6 separate regions of the Homo sapiens genome follow, and regions 2, 3, 4, 5 and 6 are each linked to region 1. The links are chromatin loops, found by intact Hi-C in ENCODE. Cell type or tissue: dorsolateral prefrontal cortex. All regions are shown on one strand. Region 1 has its middle 290 kb from the start of VRK2. Region 2 overlaps VRK2 (VRK serine/threonine kinase 2). Region 3 overlaps LINC01122 (long intergenic non-protein coding RNA 1122). Region 4 has its middle 170 kb from the start of VRK2. Region 5 has its middle 140 kb from the start of VRK2. Region 6 has its middle 73 kb from the start of LINC01122.

Region 1 (4,000 bases):
GTCCCTCTGTCTCCAGGAATAAGAATGTTCCTTTCCTCCAGATCAAGGGAGGATACTTTTGGAATTAGGTTCTTATGCTCTGCTTCAGAGAAGTGTGGGAGAAGGTTAGAGAGCAACCTTCCTAGGCTTTATGACCTGCTCTAAGGGAGAAAGGTGAGAAGAAAGTAAGGGCGACTGTCCTGCTTCTTGTTTTTCAAATGCCAAGGTGCCATATTTGGGAGAAGCATATCCTGAACCCATCACAGGTACATGATTACCTGGAATAAGTTCCTGGGAGTTGGGTACCTTCCTTCTTTCGGTGGTTTCATATCTATGGCCACCTTCCACTCCCCAAACACTCCCTACCCTTCCTCCTTTTCCCCCTATACACATACAGAACATTGATCTGCTTCTTCTGAATGTTCCTCAAATATGCCAGTTTTTTTTGTTACCATAACTGACTAATTTTTGCTGAGTGTCATTTCATTCTTCTCTTATGTATAAGTAAAAGATAAGAGATGAACATTTTATTTTCTCTGTTACTAAGTCCATTCCCTTTTGATTCATCACAAGGCAAAATGAATCTCAAAAATCTTAATGAAGTTGGTAGTTCCAGTGCACATTAAGAGAAAATTATCTTACAGAAAAAATACACATCAACTATTTGGTTAACTGATGAGAAACTAAAGGCCAAGTTTGGAAATTGTTCAAGTTTTCTATGAATATTCATAAATAATTAACTTGCATCTCAATTTAGAACCTAACAACAGTTCATTTCAATTTTTAAAAAATATCCGAGTTAATTATATGCTGAGGTCTCCTTGCTGGGTCCTCTCTCCTAGTGGCAATTGAATAACTGCAGTTGGTGACAATAACCCTGTGTTTCTGTGGCGTTCACCACATTGCGGTGTAGCTGGAGGAAGATACATAATGAAACTCTTTGAAGGACAGCTGGCTTCCTAAGGGGTGCTCTCTCCCTTTCCCTACTCCCAATCTTTTCCTATGGGGGTAAATTCCTTTTGTTCACACTTTTTACTGAAAGTGAAAAAAAAAAGTGTGCAAAATAAGAGGCAAGAAGAAAATAACCTGCCCTAAAGTAAATACATGGTGAAAAACGAGATAGGTTTATCCTGTTGGAATTTTCCATGCCTTCAGAAGCAGATGCTTAGTCCTGTGAGGGATGCAGAGATTGCAAGCCTCCCAGGGTAAAAAAATAAAAAGAAAAAGAAGAAAAAGAAAAAAATTCAGGAAGAACTCAGTCTAATCGGACGAAGGGACCCCTGTACTTTGTGAAAGAAGGCTGCATAGAAGAATCAGAGCCCTGGGCTCTCAGAGGGAGGCCATTCGGGGACTGCCCCTTTTGTCTCCTCGCCTTGTATGGGCTGGAGGATGGAAAAATTGTGGACAAAAGGCCCGAGGAGGGCGGAGGGTCGGGTCTGAACTCTCGAGGCACAGCTCTCAGCGTTATTCACCATGCCACGTTTCCGCCAAATGGTCCTGTCCAGTTCCCAGCCCGGGCCGGGTGCCGACGGCGGGGTAACACTGCCATCTAGTGGCCATCTCTCCCCTGCCAGCTGGCTCTCAGTGCCCTCTTGCTGGCTCGGTCGTTCCCTCACTCCCCCTCTCTCCCTTTCTCTCTTGCTCTCTCTCCTACGCCCCTCTCTCTCTTTCTAAAAAAGGTTTTTTATCCCATCAAGGAAAAAAAAAAAAAACCTGGCTCTTGGAAAACAACCAACTCTCTTGGAACTCAGAGATAATAATCAGTTTCTCTGGGCTTGTGAAATTGGCTCATTAAGCGTGCTTTTTAACAGAAAATATTGGAAGCGATTAAGTCTGCTTTACTGAGTGGGCATGAAATGGCCAACCTTCGGCCACCCACAGCTCCTAGGTGCCTGGCGCCGTTTTATGCATGCAGCGTAATGTCTTTACTTGAAGTGCTGTTTATTCATCACCTGCTTATTTATCTCTTTGCATTTGGCAGGCACATCGATCAATGTTAAACTGTCACACAAGGTTATTTTTCTTTTACATAACAGTATAGGCCTAAGGTAGTGGCATATTAAAAGTAATAACTTTCTAACTTGTAGCTCAAGATGACAGCCCCATTTTTACCCGAATATATTACAGCAAGGAATTCCTCATTCCGTTCTCCCTCCCCCTCCCTCTACTTCACTAGTACGCAGCTCTTCCAAGGTCAAAGGCTTCATTCTGTCTAGCCTCCCTCCCACTTTGCATACCACTCAGCTTCCTCTTCACCTCCAGTTATCTCCACCTTTTAGGCTGATCCGCCCACAGAGAACATTCTGTGCACCTGGTGTACACATCTTGCTTGTCCCTCTTTATGATGGCATTTACCCCTTTGCATAAAGATGTGGGGGCCAGCAGATCTCTGGAAAAGAAGTAAAAAACGACTGCATATGATAGTGAGAATCGTGATGGTCTCATTTCCATCTCCACAGACATCTCACTAAATGTAATAGTATATTTGGCTTTAGAGTTATAATAAGCAACAACAACCACAGACCCTATGAAAAGAATCGAAGGAGAAACATCTGAAAGCAACGGTATTGCTCTGAAGCAACTGGTGTGATTTGAGGCTGTTGAGTCCACTTATTTTCTTCCTCCTTTCTTTGGTTTTAGGTTAATTTGTGCCCAGTTTGTGATACTTCCTTTCTTGGCAATAGGCCAAGAAAATTTTCTTAGTGCAAACAGGTTTTCTTTTTCTTTTTCTTTTTTTTCCCTCTCCAGTCCAGCCTAAAAATGCCTACAGATGGGATAGCAAATCTTTTTAGTATCACATTTCAAAGTGGCCCTTAGAATTTCTTCCTGTCCTTGATCTCTCCTTTTGAATTTCAAGTCAGACTTAGATTCTGTTGCTAAATATGTTTCGGACAGTGGTTCTCAGATACAATGCTTTGATAATCTTGTGTACACAGCAATTAAGTGTCTTAGCATAGCAGACCTTGTTGTGGTACAACTATTCTTGTGACCTAAGGTACCACATCCATTCTGATAGTCTGTCTCTGTGCGCACCAAAATAACTCATCTAGAAAGCAGGAGGAGGGAAGTGTAAGTGGTTAAACAAATGTGGTCCAGTAGACTACTGAAGTACCTGCTTTGGAGGCTCACAAGCTTGGCATTGAATCTGGCCCACCTTTTGGATTTGCTTATGCATTCCTATGCATAGAAAGATGGTGGAATACTGATCTATGGTGATGTATTTTATCATGGGTAGCACAGCCCCAGAAAAAAAGCATGTCCATTAAAAAAATGCAGCCCGGCCTGTGTCTATGCTCCTACGATCAATATTTGCATTAAAATGGCTTAAATGTATGTGGCGCAGAAGCTGTCCATTCTTTCAACCTGACCTGCTGCATTGATTAGGGCTAGTGCTAGAGGGAGAAAGAGCAAATCAGGCAAGGAAAAGAATTAAAAGGAAAGATAGAAGAAAATGAAAGCTGTCGCTATGAGTCCTGTAGGAGATATACTTTAAGCCAATCATGGATGCCATCTTTACTCAGCAGCCCACTCTGCAGGAGAATGCACCCTCTCCGTATCTCTCATAGGGCTATTTTGTCTTTTAAAAACCAACAAAAGGATTTCTGGTTGTCTCTAAGACTGGGCAACTCAGCAGCTTGTGATTAAGAACTCAATGTTTCCAGACAGCTCTCTGGATTTAGCTACTTTTCTTACTTGTGTGTGTGTGTGTGTGTGTGTGTGTGTGTATGTGTGCTTCAGCAGTCCATATGTGTGAGCTATACTTTGTTGGGCTAAAAATCTCTTTAAAAAGAATTATAACCACCACTTATTAATTGATCATTTTGTACCACATATTGCTAAGTGCTTTGCAGGGATTGATTGATTGATGGTAGCTATGTGGTATCAATACATTGATTCTTTAAAGCTGCTTTATATACTGGTCATTCTGATCCCATGTTTAGTTGGCATCCAAGGATAGATTTGTAACTAGTCCTAAATCAAACCATCAGTAAAGGGCAGTAGTTCTTCAAATCTGGATCTC
Region 2 (4,000 bases), 370 kb before region 1:
GCAGAGTAGCAACAATACACACATTGATCCAGCAGCATGCTATGTCAGGAAAATAAAAGGCATAAGGGAGATACAGTGTCTTGGCTGAATATACAATCACACCCTTATGGGGAATTTCAGTGTCATACCTTCTCAGCAAGTTGAATAAATTATGATTATGTATTATGTACTATAATAAGTTTGAAAATGTCTATGGTTTATCTGAATTATAAACTTCATAATATGATATTGGCTTTACTAGTCTATAGGTTTACATTATTAATCAAGTCAAAATGAAGATATTAACATATGTAAGAGTCCCCAAAATGTAAATAGAAGTTATGCTTGATTTATTAGCATTATACATGTAAAATAATAATTTTATATGACATCCTATTATAAATATGCATAAGCAGGTATATTCATTATAGATACCTATAATGAATGTATCTGTATATGCATATTGATAAAAAGTTAAAGCAAGTCATATTAGTCTTATCAAAAAACAAATATATAATCATTAGAATTAAAATGTTAGTTTTTTAAAATAGCATCATTACTTTATTACAGTATTCTAATTAGGTAAACTAGTTGGAAAATTAAATACAAAAACTGTTTATACATCACTGTGTTTTGACTTGACCCATATTTCGAAATGTTACATGAAAGTTAATATGGACACATCAATCACTGCAGTAAATAACTGATTTAGTTCTAATATAGATTTATATAAATGTTTTAGTTTTGGGTAAGGGACTAGGATGATCAAAATTCTGAGTGGAGAAATGTTTCATATATGTCAGTATTTACAAATGTAATATGTATTTTTCTGAATCTGCAGGCTAATCTTTCTCAGTATTAAGAACTGATGCCACACTGAATTTAAAGATAGATTTCTATGAATCAGCTAATTTTCCCCTGGCTTTGTACTCTTCTGTTGTGATTTTCCTACTTAAAACTTAGCTTAGCTGCTGCTTTTGCTACCTGTGGATAACTACTGTTGAGCATATCTTGGTATATAATGAAAAACTGGCTATTCTGTGCTCTATGCAATTGACTTTTTCTTAGGCCTGATCAGTGAGAGAATTGTAAAACAGTAACACACCCTGTTCTTAGTCTGACCTAATTTTTATGCTAGCCGAATCCAGGTAATAAAAACTGAATGTAGAATATTAAAAATGTTTATGTGGCTACAAGATTATCTCATATAAATAGCTCATGTAAAAATTTTGTTTCTTAAGAAAGAAAACATACTTCCTCCAAGACAGAAATAAGAGGTATGTTGCTCTCACTTGAAAAATATAAGCCCTATTTGTCCCATTTCATAGTGCTGTTTTACACAGTTAATATCAATCGTACCAAGCTCAGACTACTTCAACATACTTGTACAATGCTAATTTGAAAATATTCTTCCTTGAAAACACTACCACCTAGAATCTAAGCTTTGGAAATACCATGTAAAAGAACAGATATTTCACTTTATATTTTGCACTGTAATTCAAATACATGTCTTTTTACAATGTTACCTTAATGGATTTTATGTGTTAGTTGTTTGGTTTTTTTAAAACATATTTTTCAAACTAAAGAAATTTGCTTTGGTTGTCATGTTGGGTGAATGCCAATCTTCTCTGTGTTGTTAGCTCCCTTTAATGTATCCCTTCAGACCTGGTGCAGTACATGATGAAATACTTGAAAATTTGTACTTTGTTTTAGCAGTCTGCACAGCCACAGGGTCCTTCAGGTTCTGTTCCCAGGGAAGTTTCCCACACAACCACCGCAGCATGCAGTAGCCGAGGATCTCAACGTCACTTCGTCTGGACAAGGCTATAGGAGTAAGCATTAGAGAGAAAGATAAGGGATAAGCAAGTCCTTGAGAAATGGAGAAATCTTTGGTTGAACTACTACTGATGAAATATGAAAAAGCCAAATAGGCAAAATGTTTTATTTGTTCAGCTGGAATAAAACTTAAACGCCCAAGCATTTGGCCCCAGTCCACAGACAGGCAGTGACTGGTTGCTGTTGAAAGTAAGGGTCAGTTTCCTCACCTCCTCCAACTTCATCTTTCCTTAGTCTGGCCTGTCACATGAACTTGATCCCCATGGCCTCTGACATGATCCAGACAACCCATAACCCAGCACCAACACTTTCTCAAAGAGCCAAGCAGTAAAACAAAGAAATAAATGTCTGCAGCTAAATTACTAACATATGTTCCAGGAAGTCCATAGGGTCTGCATTGGTCATGCAGAGACCCTCTGAGTGCAGACTAAACATTGATGGCCTTTCCTGTTCCACTCACACTAGCAGCATTTGAAGTTGGAAGAATATGACAAAACTGCCATCTAGTGTGCAGTATTAAAAAAAGGGTCTTTCTGAAGATTTTTCAATCACATGAAAATACAATAAAAATATATCTACTGCTTTGGATAATTTTACAAATATTATTTTTAGATATAAGCAGCAGCAGGCTAAAATTCTGGTCCCATATCTATATAAAACGGAGGCAATGGTATCAGAGGCTGGGGGGAGAGCCAAATAGAGGCCTTCAAAATTTAGAATAAGATGCCTTTTCCTAAAAAGTACGTTAAAAGCACATTTTCAGGCCCTTGTATCATTTTATATCAACCTATTAAATGCTGTAGTCTAATTTCATAATTTATATATATTTATAAGTACCTTATATAAGAAGATGGACAATGAAACCTAGGAAATGTATGAAATATAACTGATACATATTAACAAACCACTGAAATAATTATTAAAACATCAGCAAATACCCGTAAAATAAACTCATTTTTGTAGTCATTCAAAATTGTTATAAAACAATAGGCTGGTATTTACATTTCTGTCATTACTCGAATGTTCATCTGTGTAGGGATATATAATCTCCTAAGAGCAGTAAGTGGCTGTTAAACCTGCTATAAACAGGTATCCTATTTTATTATCTTTCATGAAATAAACTCTGAAAAGTTACTCAGTGAACTTAGTTTTTAATTTAAAAAGTCATCTACTAAGAACAATGATGCCAACACATCGTAACTACTTTTGGTTACCATGTATAAGTTATTATAAAAGCAGAAGACATGATTAGCTCTTACACTCTAACTGCTATTAGCGTATTGGATTATTAAAGGCCCTTCAATCTAGCAGAATGCTACAGTCCCATGGGTGCCATTTACTTTCTGCACAAGCTTCAACAATGTCCTAATGCAAGACTTGGCTCTCATATTAAAATAAAAACACAATCTCTACCACAGTGTTCTGTAGTGATTTCTTCAGTAATAAATCTCCCATTAATAATGGAATGGTTCCACTTGTACAGATGTGTTCACAAGTCTCCTTTCTATTATGGCAATTCCTGATTACCATCACTTAAAAAATCTCATATCCTCTAATTTTCAAAAAATGATATTCTGGCACAGTGTTTGGATGATATAAGCTACACACAAGAGGCCCTTTGAGGAAAAATAATCAGAATTAAAATAGATTGAACCTTCCTAGCCATTTCCCCCTACCCCCCAATTGAGGGATTAATTGATATGAAGCTGTAAGTAATGACAAGTCATTTAGATTTCTGAAGCCAATCTTTCATAAACTGGTCTTCATTTGAAATAGCCCTTTGAGAGTTAACTTTACTTCACTATTATAGTTTGGTCTTACCTAATTAAAATACATTATCACATTTTTCAATCTTTTATTTTCTTTTTTGCACATCGGTATTAATAACTACCGTTAGGTGAATGTTTTGCCACTGTTTCTGATAAGTCCTGCATAAATGCATGCAGTGATAAAAAGAACACCCAATAGTCACCCTTTCCTTTCCCCACACTGAAGAGTGACTAAAAATGTTTCTGACTACATACCTCTACCTGAAATTCCCTCTCAGAAAAGCAAATTGAAAAGTTTGAATGTTTAGTGAAGTTAAAATCTTAGACTTTGCCAATGATTGTCTTCTTTCCATCTACTGTACACAGAGGAGTAATTTTAATACCTGTTAAATTAATTAAAAACAAATGTTCTAGAT
Region 3 (4,000 bases), 790 kb before region 1:
ATCAAATGAAGAGTGTACTGGAAATCAAGATGATCTTTAAAATAAGTTACTGCTTTTTATTTTTCCTTAACTGTCAATGTAGTTTCATCAGTTGTAACAAATATACCACTTCAGTGGGGAATGTTGATAATGGGGGAAGCTATGCATGTGTTAGGGCAAGGGGGTATATGGGAAATCTCTATACATCTCAATTTTGCTGTGAACCTAAAACTGCTCTAAACACTAATTAATTAATTTAGCTTTGGTATGTTATAACCGGGAATCTAACAGGATGTGGAAGAAGCTAGAGCTATGGGGGAAAAAATCTTGATTTGTGGAAATACCCTAGGCTTCTAGCCTGTCCCTCACCAGAAATGTTTTTATATAAAATATTAGAAAGAAGAAACTGTCAGACTAACTTGAAAAGGAGAGAGGATGAGAAGAGATGCTACCAAAATTCAGCTACAGCTTGAAGCCTGTGTGTGTATATGTGCTGGAAGTTAAGGTAATAATTCCCTAGAACCTATTCAGCAAATATTGGTGATTAGGACCTTTCATTCATCTGTCTACTACCTTCTTGAGTAAATGTACAGCATAAACTCCTTCCAATAGAGGCCCATCTCCATCCCCTAATGATCAACCCCTGATACAAAAGGGTGTTGCTTCTAATACTCCTGTAAGAAAATGTAAAATTTTCTTTTTTTGTTTTAGATGTAGAACTAGCCATATCTTTAGAGTAACTACCTGAAAATCAGACCAAAAAGCAGAAGTACTAACTCAATCTCCAATGTCACATAATAAATTTAACCAAAAATTTTGTAAAACTTTGACAAAAAACATGCATTAGAAAACAATAAACATTACGAAACTTACTACCTCCTAAGCTCAAAACAGATGTAGAACCTGTGAACTAATCATTTGACAGAAGTATCTTGAAAAAAAGCACATGTAACTGATGTCATCTTGCAAATATCAACTATTGGTCACAGTTCCTAATACAGCCAAATCAGGCCATTCCTATCACAACATAGTTAAAACATAAATTATTTTAATAAATTGATGAACCACTCTCAAAAATAATGCTTGTGCACAAACCTGGGAAACTGCTTTCGCTGGCTGTAAAGAAAAGGATCCCGAAGTTACTGCACTGAATAATTGCACTAAGATATATTAGAGGTCTGGCCAAGCACAGTGGCTCACGCCTGTCATCGCAGCACTTTGGAAGGCCAAGTCAGGCAGATTGCTTGAGCCCATGTGTTCAGGACCAGCCTGGGCAACATGGCGAAACCCTGTCTCTACAAAAAATACAAAAAATGAGACAGGCATGGTGGCGTATGCCTGTAGACCCAGCTACCCGGGAGGCTGAGGTGGGAGAATTACTTCAGCCAGGGAGGTGGAGGCTGCAGTGAGCTATGATCACACCACTGCACTCCAGCCTGGGCAACAGAGGGAAACCCTGTCTCAAAAAAAAAAGAAAAGAAAAGAAAAGAAAAAAAGATGCATTACAGGTCACATGCTTCTCCAAGGGGAAGGGTCTGTGGTGTGGATAAGAAATTGGTGGAGGCCAGGCAAGGTGTCTCATGCCTGTAATCCCAGTACTTTGGGAGGCTGAGGCGGGCAGATCATTTGAGGTCAGGAGTTCAAGACCAGCCTGGCCAACATGGTGAAACCTCGTCTCTACTAAAAAATATGAAAATTAGCCGGGCATGGTGGCACGTGCCTGTAATCCCAGCTACTTGGGAGGCTGAGGCAGGAGAATCTCTTGAACCTGGAAAGCTGAGATTGCAGTGAGCCAAGACCATGCCATTGCACACTCCATCCTAGGTGAAAGAGTGAGACTCTGTCAAAAAAAAAAAAACAAAGGAAAGAGAGAGAAAGAAAGAAGGAGAAAGAAAGAAAAAAGGAAAGAAAGAGAAAAAGAAAGAAAGAAAGAAAGAAAGAAAGAAAGAAAGAAAGAAAGAAAGAAAGAAAGAAAGAAAGAAAGAAATTGGTGGAAAGAGTCTTATCCTAGGGTAGGAACTTCCAGTAGAAAAAAAAAAAGGAAAAAGTGTTATAACGACTTTCTATATAAAGTATCAAATGTCTTGCCCAAAATTGTCCTCTTTCCTCCATTCCCAAGAAGTCATAGAGAGAAAAGCTTGTCTTGTTTCTACCTTCACAAACCTAAGTGTCAAAAGGATACACATTCACCAAGTCCATGAAGGACCTGCAGGAGGCAGCCCTGACCAAGCCCCAGTGGTGACAGCAAGCAGCTGCTTTTTCTCTCTACTTTAGGCACTCACTCCGCTTTTCCTACAAGAATAAAAGCAACCAGAAGTGTTAAGTCTTCTTCTTGCCCTCTCTACTATCTGCACAAGAAACTCTGGAGTCTTTTCAAAGAGGTACTATGAATACTTATGTGACAATATGGAGCTTCTTTACCCTTTTTCACCTGCCACTTTTCTTCCTCACATAGTCGCCTTCTCAGGAGGAAGCTATTGGTGAGACCCAAAAAAGACAGAGAATCTGTTAGTATAATAAAGTATAATAACTCAGACCACAAGAGGTGGTAAGAATTCCTAAGATAGAGAAAGAGACAGAGAGAAAGTTCAAGCACCTGAAAGGATGCAGATAACATGCAAAGGCTAATGAGCTCAGGGCCTGCTGCTGCCATTCAGATGCATCTAGAAGGAAGATCACAAACTTATTGACTAAGAAGCAGAGCTCTGGAAAGATGCAAAAATGTGAACAAGACTTTGGAAAAAAAGGGGGAAAAGGAAGGAGAAGGAGGCCCCTGATGCCCATATGATGTGTATGGACTGATGGCTGATTCCTTGGAAAAAAGTAAAGTTTGATGCAACAAATTCTGTATTTGTCTATGTTTTTGACTATGTAATGGTAAGACTTTTTTTTTCCTGATAATGGACTATTTACCCCTCACAGGCCAAACTTAAGTGTTGCACTTAGAAATAAGTCCCTGAAACCTCTCTTGCTCCCTTCTAAAGAGAATGTGGGAGGGGTGGGGAGCAGAGCTTTCTCTCTTCGTTTTCAAGGAGCATTCCTTCCTTAACTCAGGGAGAAGTTGACTGTGTGTTACAAGTCCTTAATTTGGGTATGCTTATCTTGCAATTAACAGCATAGGTTAGAAAGGAATCAGAGTAAAGCTGTCTGCATAGGCAAAAGGAAAGTCCTAGAAATTGATGTACTAGGGAGGACTTCTGAGATTCTTTATGCCAAGTCTGCATAGTGGCTAATCATAGGTAGGGAAGAAGCGAAGGTCATAGGTAGTAAATTGACCTCATACCTAAAAGAGCCATGGTGGTCAGAGTCAGGGAAGAATCTGGGGAAAACAGAATCTGTAGCAAAAAGAATCTGCAGCAAAAAGTAATTCATGTCAGAATCAGACATCTGAGCCAAGATTTTCTTTTTTAAGTCAAACACAATTGTTATAGAAGAAAAATGACTCATTCACAAGTCTTCAAGGGCAGGAACACAGAGCCAGGTCACAACCAACAGAACAATAATATCTACATATATGCAGGTTTTAATAGCAAAAGCTGAAAGAATAAAACCTGCAAAAACTTACATAGGTACTGTTCTAGGATTTATTATGTAAAGACATATCACAGTGCAAAGAAAGTACCAAACTCCACAAGCTTTGTACTGGTAATAACAAGCTTTGTACTGGTAAAAGGAAAAGATTATAATTGGACATTAATTGATATACACTAAATAGAGAAAATCAAGCACTCAAATTTCTATCGACATGCAAATGTTAAATTAGGGAAAAAAATAAACAGCCAATTCCCTGGACTTGGATTGATACAGATGACAAGTCTATTAAAGCAAACTGAATGAGGACCCTCTAGGTGATAATGATCATTAGGTATGTAGACAATGTCTAAAATGAAAGAGAAAAAAAGCTGAAAAAGATCTAAGACAGTGAAACACTGAAAATCAAATTATAACTGTTAGAGAAAGGAATGAAAACTGAAATTTAGCTGTATCAAAATCATTCCAGGTTACCTACGAATGACTGTTC
Region 4 (4,000 bases), 120 kb before region 1:
TGGGTGTCTTGGAGATTGCATTCCTCTCCTTGTGCAGTGATTAGTTGCCTCTTCGTCACTGGCGACGCTGGCAGCGAGGAGCAGGGCCTTCACCTGCAGGTGTTGCCATGGCAAAGGACACTTGGAATAGATTCAGGCAACATTAAAATGCAAAAGTGAAAATAAGAATAGAGAGAAAATAGAAGCTTGATTCAGGGAGACATTTGAGTGGGTCAAATCGCCTCCCTCACAATAGCCATTGCCAAACTTGAGATCAACCCCACCTTTTCCCTCTTGACTCCTGAGGTTCTCTGAGCTCTGGCTATGAGGTGCAAAAGACGACTTTTTTTTTTTTTTTTTTTTTTTAAACACAGTAAGGTTTACATTATTTTGTTCCTAAGAAATATGATTTGGTTTCTTAATCCAAACAGGGTTAAGAAATTATGAAATGAGAATTGGTTTTTGGATGCTATAAAACAATTCCTTTTTTAAAAAAAATTCAAAAGTTGGCTAGCAAAGTAGCTCGTTTTATTGGCTCTGGATTTTTCTCTCATTACCACCTTCTTTAACATCCACGTGGCTTATCAAGGAAGCCAAACCACATTTTTCCTGTGTCATCCCAAGAGACTTTGCCTTAACTTTCACTTGGTTTTCACATTGAATTAAGCGTTTTCTTTCTTACCACTTCTGTATATTTATCTATTATTCAGAATAGTCGGGTTTATTTACTAAGCTTCCCTAGAACTTGAAGATATTTATGGTCAGAATTCCTGTAAGTTATTATTCTCTAAGTCAGAAAATCATCTATGTCTCTAAATATTTTAAGAATTCCGAGTTAAAGCCAGTGGCAGATTCCCTTTTTACACTCTGACTTGTTGATTTGCTTTGTTATCTAGGTAGTGATGGTTAATAATAACATAGTAGTAATAAATATTTACTGACTGTATAACCAGTTACATTAGAATTCTTGGGGATGGGCCTAGGTATAGGTGCAATCTCAGTGCTCCCCAGGGTTAAGGAACTGTGTGGTGGAGGTTCATGGGATGATTGGGAAGGTAATGCCTGTTCCATGGTGGATACTTGAGCCACATTGGTTTGCTGAATTGCTTATGAGTTATTGTAAAAAAAAAAATGTACCTTGCCTTTGGTTACCCCTTCTCTTTACAAGGGCAGGGTAAAATATGGGGCTCAGCTAGGCTGTGGGAATAGGGAATGGTGTGGGAGAAGCTTGGGCCTAGGAGCAACATCTGTGGGACTCTTCCTTCTATGCCCTTCTGAATCTATTGAGAAGGATCAGCTAACTCTTTGGTGCTATGCTATTAGAAACCCGGAATTAAAATAGAATATTTCTTAAAATGGAAGGGCTTGCAGTTAACTCAGGTCTGTACAGTGAGGCCCCATTGTTGGTAAGCACTTGGGCAGGGAGGAACCATCTTCTGGATATTGGAGTTATCTGCATGCTCTATGGATTTTCATTTCATATCATTTCTGTGTTTCCTGTAAAAATGAAGAGAAAGTTTCTTCACTGTGAACCTTCTCTTATGTGATCTAGGGTACAATTAACCCTACTCAGCTTTCATCTTGAAAATCGATTCAAGTAAACAAATGACATTTCTTAAGAAAGGTCAGTGGGGAGGTTTTACTGTAACATCTATTCTAAGCTGGAACCTGGGAAGTCCTCACAGGTCCCACAACAAGAAAATTTCATTTAAATGGACTAGGAGAAAAAGGGCAGAAAGAAGAATGAAGAGGGCCTAATACTGAACTGTAGTTCTCCTACATCCAGAGGTTAATAAAGTTCCTAAGTTTGCTATGTACAAAGAAAATTGCCTCCAAAATAACTAGTAATACTAGCATTCTCTGACCGTTTGAAGGTCAATATAGTAAAATACTTTTCTGAATCTGCTGTCTACCTCGAAAAAGGTATGTACAAAGATTGCACCAGATTTTCTGAATATTCTGGACAAATTCTGATCTGGTTGTACAGTTTAACCAATTGTCAGTATGCCAATACCCTATGCGTGAAGCTGAGGCACCAGAATGATTTGCTGTCTACTCAACATCTCCCTTATTCCACACTATAAGTAGGTCCCAGAAGTTCTTTGATGGGACAAAAAGAATTAATGCCAAAGTTGAATGAGTTACAGCCGCTACCACCTAATTAAAATGATTTTGTGCCAGTTGCTTTTGTTGGGCAAGATCCACACATAATATAATTTTAATCCTGTTTATATGCACTCTTGGGATAGATTTGAGATCAGCATTGCCATTTAAGTGAGGTTAATCAAGCATACTGTATGCAGCTTTTGTTTCTCCACTGTATGTGAAAGGTGACCATTGCTGACAGGTTACCCAACTGGCCGCTTACTCTATTAACAAGAAGGAGGTGGTTTTCAGTGTCTGGTCATTAACCTAGCCTCAGCCCCAGTGACTCTTTTCGCCTAGTCCTTGGAATAGTGCAGCTGTTGTCAGTCGCAGAGGAGAACTCTAGTTATGAACCGCTTTGCTTTGGCTGCAGCGACATGCCTCTACACAAGGAGGGGGGGAGGGAGAAAAAAAGAAAAAAAAATACAACTCCCCTAAAAAGCAAACACCGTTTTTTTTTGTATGCCTGGCTCTGTTTATGTATATAAAATGGACATTATGGTGGAGTGAAAAAGACCCTCGTAAAAATCCTTCTTGAAAACTATTGTTGCTGACAGCCATGACCTCTGTGAGTCTGCATGTTTACCCATAATTCATAATTAACAAAGACATTAGAACTGCCACAGGAGAATTCTGGGCTTTATTTCTTTCTAACTGGGCAGTACTAATGCTGGAAGTGCTCCCAAATCAGTGATTTAACATTTCAGGAAATCTTGGAGAGGCAGCAGAAGCCTCCTTATATAGCTCATACGCTGGGACTTTGGTGATACAGATACGGCCGAGATAATTATTCAGCTCTCGTTATTGCTGTAGCTCTGCACCTGATCCCCGAGCCATTAGAGCACTCTGCAGGTTATTACAACTATCAAACATCAAGGTCTCTTTTCTAGTCTCTTGACTATGTGGTTATCATTTTACTTCTTTTAAATCCCCCATCTGCATAGAAAGCCTCTGTGTTTTTTACAGAGATCTGCTCACAGCCTTTCCCCCACCCTTTCTTTATTGCTCCCTAAATGGAGTCCTTTTCTTACTAGCACATTAGCATAAAAATATAAACCTCATGCTTCTCCACTTGTATTGTTTTTATACCCTCTCTCTTGTTTGATTTCCTCTTTGAGGCTGTGCACACCTACACTTTAATTTGGGCAGCCAATGAGTCAGTGGAAGAGAATTCTCTTGAGCTCAAGGAAACCATGATAATATAATTTCTGATGATGGGTGTTATCAGTGGCCATGTTTAACCTTTTCCTTAGTTGAAGGCCCTCTTGACTTTATTGGGTGTTTCTACCTATTGCTGCTGTATCATAGATTATGCCCCGAACCAGCAAATTGCAAGAGAATATAATGACAACTTGCCAAAAAAAAAAAAAAAAAAAAAGAAAAGAAGAAGGGGGGAGGATTTTGTATTGTGGATGTACTTAATAATTCATTAGTTTTTTTTATCTCTTTCCCAGAAAGTGTACCTTTCTTGAAATTTAATAGGAAACTGTCTTTTTGATGACATGTATTTTCAGTTTTGGTCACAATCTAGTCCTGTAATAAGTTTGCTTCCATTACTTTTCTAAACAAACTATAAGATATTAAAACCAGACAGCTCTGAATATTCTGAGCACTGTGTCAGCTATCTAGGGATAGGCAGTCACTTATGATACATAAAGATAATAATACAAATTAAGAGTCTGAAGCAAGTCTCTTTGGACTGCATCTTAAATGAAAGCAAGTTGTTGTTTCTGAATGTTTTACACAGACTTGCTTCTCTTCAAAACCTTTATTTAACATGATCTCCACCAAACACCTGTAATAAAAAAAAGGCACTCCACCCGCTGCAGGCCTATATATAGAAAAAGCTAATCCACAAGGGGTGAGGGGCAGTCAC
Region 5 (4,000 bases), 150 kb before region 1:
GACTGTTTCTTAGAGCCTGTATTGATGAAATGATCTTCTGTACTTGGATTATCATGTTCTGACTTTGTTAGATCATCTTTGGCCCTGACTCCCTGTCACACCAGGCATAGCACAGAAAAAGAAATCGAGACATTCGCCAGGAGATGGAGAGATTACATTTACCTGAGTGTAGCAAGGAAGGCTTATTGGAAGCAGAGAGATTTGACTTGGCTCTTGAAGGATGAGAAGAATATGGATAGAGTCAGTGAGAAGCATCTTGTAGGATGAAGGAAATAGCATACTTTCCCCATGAGGACAATCAGAGAAGTAGGATTCTGGATGGAAGTTGTGAACTGAAGCGTGTGAATAGCCAGGGTTGGAGGGAGTTTAGGATGTTTGAAGTGGTTGTAGTTGCTCTGTTTGGAAATGCTAGTTGTTTATTTGAGCTGAGGGAGATTATGACAAAAAGCTTTTTGAAAACAATGAATCTGGCAGAGCATAGGGTGAGTTGGAGTTGAGAGATAGAAGACTATTGTGACAGTCATTGGAGATGTTCCAACATAGGCTAGTGACAACTTTGCAAATGTTAAGGGAGAATGAAGCATTAAACATGGAGTAGATGGAATTTTAAAGTCCCTTCCAGCCATAAGTTACAGAAGTAGAGTAGAATACTAGGCTATGAAGTCACATTGTCTAATTTGCATGCTGGTTCCACCACTACTGACTATCACCTTGGGTGAATTACTTAGTTCTAAAAGTCCTCAGCTGGGTGCAGTGGCTCACGCCTATAATCCCAGCACTTTGGGAGGCAGAGGCGGGAGGATCACGAGGTCAGGAGTTCAAGACCAGCCTGGTCAACATAGTGAAATCCCGTCTCTACTAAAAATACAAAAAAAAATTAGCCGCACGTGGTGGTGGGCACCTGTAGTCCCAGCTACTTGGGAGGCTGAGGCAGGATAATCGCTTGAACCTGGGAGGTGGAGGTTGCAGTGAGCCGAGATCGCGCCACTGCACTCCAGCCTGGGTGACACAGCAAGACTCTGTCTCAAAAAAATAAAAATAATAATAAAAAAAGTCCTCCATGGCTTTTCTCATCTGTAAAACAGGAAAACTTTTAGAATTTATTTCATCATATTTGTGTAAGATTTAAACAGTGTACATATGTGAAGCCCTTAGCATAAGACATCACACAGATAAGACCTCAATACATGTTTGCCTGCACTGTGCAGTTTATAGACATTGAGGTTTTAAACTGTGTTAATACAAAGGGGAGAAAATGGGCTAGGTGGAAAAAACAGCGCTGAGGTAAAATTCACAGGATTTGTAACTCATTAAATGCAGATCAAAGTGAGGCAGAGGACCAGGAGAAATTAACAAAAACTCAACATTGTAAGTAAGAGTGCTTAACTATGACGATTAGATTCCTTCTTTTCAAAATTAGAAAGGGAGGCCCCACCCCCATAATATTTTCCTTTTCTAATTGACATAGTTAAAACATATAACTTAAATTTATGAATTCAGAATACATTTTTTCGTGAACAGAATTGTTTATAAATTGCCTGCTTCTATTTTGGGGAAAAAATAAGGCATTTGACTTTTTCCCATCTGAGTAACAAATCTTAGACAAAAGTGATCTTCCCCACATTCCTATGGACACTGAACAAGCATTCAGTACTTAGTGCAACAGCATAGACTAGTGGTAGGAAGGAAGATTGTAATGAGGACGCCCAGACACTACTTTTTATCTTATCCAGGGCACATTTTAGTTTTAAGCTACACTTAGAACAAAATTATCTATAGCTGTAGTAACAGACTATTTGACAAAATAAAACTGGTTTAAGGTAATTTTAAGTACCTCGTGGCTTGTTTACTAATTACTAGAATCTTTGAGAAGTACTTATTTCTTTCTCTTTTGACTGCTGTAAGGAATAATCACATATTCAAATGTTTTTTAAAAAGTATTTCCTTTCCTTCAGTTGAAGACTTCAGCTATTTTAAATAAATTATGTCTCAAGAATATTAGTTTAATTTGTATCATGGGGGCTAATGGTATTAATTTTCCTGCATCAATTTTTTTTATCCAGATAGGTGCTATATATCAACACTTACGTACACTAGGAACACTATAGAGGCAAATAAAATTAATTCAGAATCAGATCCTGAATTTAGAATTGTATAATCAAACATGTATACAACTTATAGAATATGGAAAAATATGCTGTATTACCAATATGGACCAAAGAATAAATGCTGTATTACCAATATGGACAAAATAAATAAATGCTATATTACCAATCTAAAGAGCCATGGAAGCAGAGAGGATAGAGGGATTAAACTCCTTTGAGAAAAAAAAATCCTTGCAGGATTTTGTACTTAGGATATTGCCCAGCACAGACTGGACATTCAGTAAACATTTGCTTAATAAATGAATGATCTATAAATGATCTCCCAAATCTTTGGGGTTATAAACATAACCGTTGTTTTATGACTTCTCATGGATTCCTGTGGGTTGGAATTTGGGAATGGTCTGAGCTGGGTGGTCTTTCCTAGTGTTGTGGCCAGTTGTTTGCTACAGCTAGTGCTAGAGCTGGAGGATGGGAGGTCGAAGCAGCTGGAGGCTGCCATCATCTCTCACTCTTTGTGTAGCCTCATGGCCTCTCCATGCAGCTTCTTCTTTTGGGTGGGTTTAGTCTGCCTTACAGCATGGTGGCCTCAATGCAGTCAGACTTCTTGCAAGCTTTCAGGAACAAGTATTTTAGCCAACAAAGCAGAAGCTTCTTGGTCATTAATGACCTAGACACAAAAAGTCAATAACATCATTTCTGCCATACACTGTTAGTCAAAATAGTCACAAAGCCAGCCCATTTTTAAGGTAGGAAACACAGACCATTTCTTCATGGGAATAGTGTCCAAGTCACATTTAAGAAGGGTATGTGAGATGGAGGTATTGTTGTGACTGCCTGTGGAAAACAGAATCAGCAGAGTGATTTCAATGTTCATTTTTAAGCCACGTAATGAGTGTTTCTTACACCTTTTTGTCTTTTTTTTTTTTTAACAGAATATGTCATAAAACTCTAACAAAAATTTGGAAGTGGATTTGGAATCAGAAGTCAGAGTAGATTATTTATGAACTCTCCAATTTCTACCCAGTTTTGTGTAGTGTTTCTTTAAAATTTCTAACTTTTTTAATATGTAAAGTCTTGATTTAGGCTGTGTCTATGTGACTGTGTGCTAAACAACTGCAAATAAAACAACCTGTCTAATTAGGTCACTACCATGATAAAAAAAATTAATCTATCAAATTTACTGTTTGGCATGACATAATAAGAAAAACAACAAACCAGAGAAACAAACTGAAACAAAGAAAAACAAACACACATACACAATACCCCCAAGCAAATCAAGACAAACACTTATCTCATGTGTAATTTACTTAACTCTTCATTTGTCAACATGTTTCTTTGATATGGCATAGAACACAAAATCTTATTTGACAAATAATGTGTCTCAGATTTTAGCAAAATTTTTCATCAGAGTTACAACTCAATAGATTGTGTTTTACTTTGCATGCAAAGAATCTCTTAATTCCAAGAGCTTTATGACATACAGAAAAATATTTCAGGCCAATATGATACCAGTTGGTGCACCAGGCAGACTAAGATAACTTATCACCTCTGTTCCACTTTGGATATACCTATACCAAGAGACAGTAGAAACATCAAAAAGCCAACTACTAGAAACTGTAATACCTCTAATGACTAAAAGCATGGTAGTAATTGTCTTTTGTCCATCTGATCATGGAAGTCATTCAATGGAAAATGTGAAATAACAGATGTTTCAGCAATGTCCCCTGATTTCTAGATTTTGCAGCTCACAAGGGAAATGTCAAACACTACATGCATATTATTATTTTTTAATGAGAAAAGTGAACTCCGTGATACTCTTTGGAAAATAAAAAAAATCATTATTGAAAAAAACTTACTTTTAATATTTCCTTTTTTTTTTTTTTTTTTTTTTTTGA
Region 6 (4,000 bases), 690 kb before region 1:
ACCAATTAGTAGGCCCTGTAGTTATGTAAGCAAGAGATGATAGTGACTCACACACTTCATGCAAGCACTGGAGCCGGTAAGAAGCGGTTAGAGTTTCATATCACTTTTTTACTTTTGTCATATTATGTACATGTCTTATTGCCACTTCTAGACTCTGCACTACTTGAGGCCAGAATTTGTGTTCATTTTTGCATGTCCAATGGGTACTCAATATTTTTAATGAATAAATAAATGAATGGTCACTAGACAAAGAATCTAGCTTATCAATATCTTTGGCACACACCCTGAATTTCAAGGCGTATTTATAAATGGACAATAGCACCACCAAGAGCATCAACTTTGAATAAGGGCAAAAAAAAAAAATGAATAAAATCTACATACTGCAGAACTGATAGCAGAATAATATAAAGGGAAAGATAGCCTTTATTTTACCTGTGTTTTATTTAATTTTTGATGAGTGTTTAGAAGTAATCTATTATATTTTCTCTATGTTCTTCTTGAAGTAAAGTAGTAGCCAAGGGAGAGAGAAATTTCTGTAGCATACAGACAGGTTCACAGTAGGTTTTGTCATGGAAATATTTATCATTATAAGAGCCAGTCAAGTGACATTCCATAATGCTAGCCCTTTCTGTAGTTAACACTGCAGGGAAGAAATCTCTCTCTGTCTTCAAATTCCAGTATAATAATAAAAAAGAAAACAACAAATGCATATAAAATAAATAACTTCTCCAACACATACGTACTCGACATTACAACAGAAAAGTTATGCAATCATTTGCTATTAAATCACAAACTTCCAAAACTTCAAAAGAGCAAGAGGAAAATTCCTTCAGAAAAAAACAAATTACCCATGTATGGATAATGTCCATACATAGTTGCAGAATATAGCTAAAGAAATGTTCTTTTTAAATAAGTGGTCTACATTTTAAAACTGCAACATCCAAATTGGGTATAGAGTTTGAGAAAAAGCTGCTATGTGCAATGTGGAAATAATTTATAAATACTTATAAAACATTCAGGAAGGGAGTAGATTTCAATACCTTTCTTTAATATATAATGTTTTTAAAGAAATCATTACAGTAGCAATGAATCTTTGCGATGGAAGCAGTAGTTTTACAGTTTGGATTCTAGAACCACAAAATTCCTGATCAACTCTGTAATTAGAAGGGAAATTTTCATCTTTCTAAGTTGTGTCTCCTATTTCTCCATTCCCTATTTCTATTTTCTCTAGTAACCATTGAAAAGATCAAGTTCAACTTATGACAAATCTAATTGAAAAATACCAGCCTGAATTGGAGGTTAATGTTTTCAGACAGTGGTTCTGCCATCTAATCATTCCACAAATATTTATTGGGTACTTAATATTTCCTGCCAAAGAGATAAGGTCATTACCTTTAAGAAGTTAAAATTTAATGAGGAAGAGATACAAACACGCAGTAAAATAGTTTGACAGTGCCCTAATAGAGCTATGCTCAAGGTACTACTAGGCCCACTCAGCGTGCTATGGGGACGCAGGGAGGCAGGGAAGGCCTATGGGAGGAGGCGCTGTTTCCACGTTGTGAAGGATGAGCAAAGCTGGTCAGAGAAAACAAAGGGAAAGGGAATCCTCAGCAGAGGGCGCCATGATCATGATCTCATTTTTAGAACTGCCCCAATAGCTGTGGGGAAGACAAAAGTGATAGCAGTAGGCTGGAGGCAGGAGGATCACTCCAGAGGCTTAGAGGAATCCAGGGAGGAAATCATGAGGGTCTGAACGTAGGAAATGGCAGTCGGAAAGGAAACAAGGGGCAAGTTCAAGATATATTTAGGAAATAGACCATAAAAGATGTGGCATTGACTAGTCAGGAAGAATGAAGAGAGGAAGAATGAAGAAGAATGAAGGACAGGGAGGGAGTTAGGAGCTTGAGAGGCTGGATATATGGAGAGCTGAACTCTAAGGGAAGAAATGCAGGAGAAGAAATGGGTGAAACAACAGCAGAGCGGATGTTTTTTGAAACTCAAAAGATTTGTCATGACATGTATTTGACATTATGACTAATTGACAAATATAAACTAGCTGTGGTATGAAGATATTCTACCCACAGAGCCTATTCAGAGTCATGAACATTACAGAGATCACTGAGGAATACTTGAAGAAACTCCTTCCATTCTCCCTGGTCACCAAATGTAAAGTATTGACGAGATAGAGACTAGCAGTCAGTATAGATTTTAGATATTTGTTTAGTGAATATTTACCAATTTTAGAACTTCCATTACACAATCAGAGGCATGGCTTCTGAAAAAAAAATCTTAGCATACTGTATTTTCGTGAACATTAACATATATAATGGAAAGGAGAGTAAAACAATAATTTTTAAAATATTTAACTTTATTTACAAATTAATGGTGACTTTTTCATTTCAGATCTTAAGTGTCAAGTTAATTCACTCATTAAAATTTAGATACATTTTAATACCCTATTATATTTTATTATTCAAGGACTTTCTTACCATACAAAGAAGATGAAATGCTCTTTCAGACCAGTTATCATTTCTGGTTACTATTTCCTTTTTTTCTTGTCTGATTCCAAATGTGCACTGGGAATATCAACAATACCCATGAAATAAATCCCTTCTCAAGCAGGACATTCTGAGTATCTGATTTATCACTCTGCATAGCTCCCATTAAATAATTTCTACAGTTTCAATAATAACCACAACTCTAGAATAATATATACTAGGATGCTCTATTTCAAGATCTGTAAAACTAGACATATATGAGAAAAATTTATAATATTTTAATATATTTCTGGACTCATGAATAATGAGTCATTTTTGTTAGATTATACAAATATGATCCACCAATAAAACATTTCATCTCAAATGTAACCAGATTTTGTCTACCTAGTATAAAGTAAGGAAATCCTGCATACTCCAGCAAAAAAAAAAGAAAAGAAAAAAGCATTCTCTAAATCAGTGTTCAGTGTTTTTCAAATTGCAGATGTGACCTATTTGTAGATCATGAAATCAATTTGGTGAGTTACAACCAGCATTTTTACACAATGGAATAGAATACAAAAGAACAGATATCAGAGTATATTACATTTCATAAGAGTATGTATGGTTTTGTAAAAGTTTGGTATATATGTATGTGCATACTGGGTACTAACATTAAATATTTCTTATCAGGAGTTGCATTTAAAGAAATTTGAAAGCCCCTGGTTTAAGTAACTTTGTCCACAGTATTGCTGAGACTTGTCAGGGGTCTACAGCTCAAATGTGAAATGAAAATAAATTTTAAGAGATGTGAAGATTAACTTTTCTACAACAGTTCTCTGAAACTCAAGCACTCACTTACTTTAAGCTGTCAAATATTTTACAAAATAATACCTAACAAATAGGATCAAAGGTTTCTCCTATACTATGTTTTGTAACTAAGAATATGTGGTCCAATATCACTAAATGACAGATTCTAACTTGCTTGATTGAGCCTTGCTATTTAGTAGTCATTACGGATAGAAGTTTCATTTAGTTGCATTGATCTTGTATTTAACTTTAGAATAAATTCAGAAGCTGAGCCATAAAATGTATGGTATGAATCCTTAACCCATGAGGACCCTTAAAAGGTCAAGAAAGCAACTGTAATTCCCACAAAAAACACACAAATGCATATGTTATCATTATATATAGCCTACACGAATATGCCCCAACATGTTATCATTAGGTATAAACCAGAGAATATTCTACAGTATTTTAATTCTACTATACTTAAATAATACATAAAAGACACAAATACAGTTTTCATTTTTATGCTCCACTGCAATTTTATGAGGTCTAAAAAACATAAAAGTTACATACAAGTCTTTATTTATGCCACCAAGAGTAAGTTTTATCCTTGGAAATGCTTAAAAACTTGGCCTAATACATACTGCCCAGTTATTCCTCATCCTTTGATTCCTTAACCTATATTTTTGTGAATAAATTTTAAGTCAGAAATTACTGATAAAGTATCAGTCATGAGT

The links. Hi-C counts contacts between places; a loop is a spot of excess contacts. Peaks named below come from ENCODE experiments on the same cell type or tissue, not always from the same donor. Only the 100,000 strongest peaks of a DNase experiment are listed, where the experiment ranks them.
Region 2: a loop joins it to region 1, with 5 times the contacts of the local background. A loop is called at or near these places in 10 of 110 quality-filtered maps.
Region 3: a loop joins it to region 1, with 2.7 times the contacts of the local background. A loop is called at or near these places in 10 of 110 quality-filtered maps.
Region 4: a loop joins it to region 1, with 3 times the contacts of the local background. A loop is called at or near these places in 7 of 110 quality-filtered maps.
Region 5: it touches region 1 in a loop (3.0-fold over the local background); 18 of 110 quality-filtered maps call a loop at or near these places.
Region 6: a loop joins it to region 1, with 8 times the contacts of the local background. A loop is called at or near these places in 45 of 110 quality-filtered maps.

Annotation. Positions count from the first base shown.
Region 1 is chr2:57,757,540-57,761,539 of GRCh38, reverse strand. No RefSeq gene overlaps it. Among named protein-coding and RNA genes, the nearest start is that of VRK2, 290 kb to the left of the region's middle. RefSeq lists a silencer at 1-80 and an enhancer at 1,352-1,646. In dorsolateral prefrontal cortex, a CTCF peak has its summit at 1,525 (motif pointing left); a DNase peak (open chromatin) is centred at 1,499; H3K4me3 peaks cover 1,594 bases; H3K27ac peaks cover 1,010 bases.
Region 2 is chr2:58,129,611-58,133,610 of GRCh38, reverse strand. It overlaps VRK2 (VRK serine/threonine kinase 2), which reads right to left. Exons shown (of 13, transcript NM_006296.7): 9 at 1,683-1,803. Among named protein-coding and RNA genes, the nearest start is that of VRK2, 85 kb to the right of the region's middle. In dorsolateral prefrontal cortex, CTCF peaks have their summits at 2,128 and 2,328 (motif pointing left); no DNase peak of the experiment used is centred here; H3K27ac peaks cover 2,670 bases.
Region 3 is chr2:58,552,332-58,556,331 of GRCh38, reverse strand. All of the region lies in intron 1 of LINC01122 (long intergenic non-protein coding RNA 1122), which reads right to left. Among named protein-coding and RNA genes, the nearest start is that of LINC01122, 34 kb to the right of the region's middle. RefSeq lists enhancers at 888-1,388, 1,389-1,889. In dorsolateral prefrontal cortex, a CTCF peak has its summit at 2,182 (motif pointing right); a DNase peak (open chromatin) is centred at 2,201.
Region 4 is chr2:57,877,220-57,881,219 of GRCh38, reverse strand. No RefSeq gene overlaps it. Among named protein-coding and RNA genes, the nearest start is that of VRK2, 170 kb to the left of the region's middle. RefSeq lists silencers at 480-680, 2,928-3,007. In dorsolateral prefrontal cortex, no CTCF peak of the experiment used is centred here; a DNase peak (open chromatin) is centred at 2,430; H3K4me3 peaks cover 1,892 bases; H3K27ac peaks cover 2,646 bases.
Region 5 is chr2:57,904,002-57,908,001 of GRCh38, reverse strand. It overlaps a transcript of VRK2 not described here. Among named protein-coding and RNA genes, the nearest start is that of VRK2, 140 kb to the left of the region's middle. In dorsolateral prefrontal cortex, CTCF peaks have their summits at 1,483 and 1,684; no DNase peak of the experiment used is centred here; H3K4me3 peaks cover 815 bases; H3K27ac peaks cover 1,566 bases.
Region 6 is chr2:58,445,816-58,449,815 of GRCh38, reverse strand. No RefSeq gene overlaps it. Among named protein-coding and RNA genes, the nearest start is that of LINC01122, 73 kb to the left of the region's middle. In dorsolateral prefrontal cortex, CTCF peaks have their summits at 321, 1,365 and 1,576 (motif pointing right); a DNase peak (open chromatin) is centred at 1,575; H3K27ac peaks cover 2,403 bases.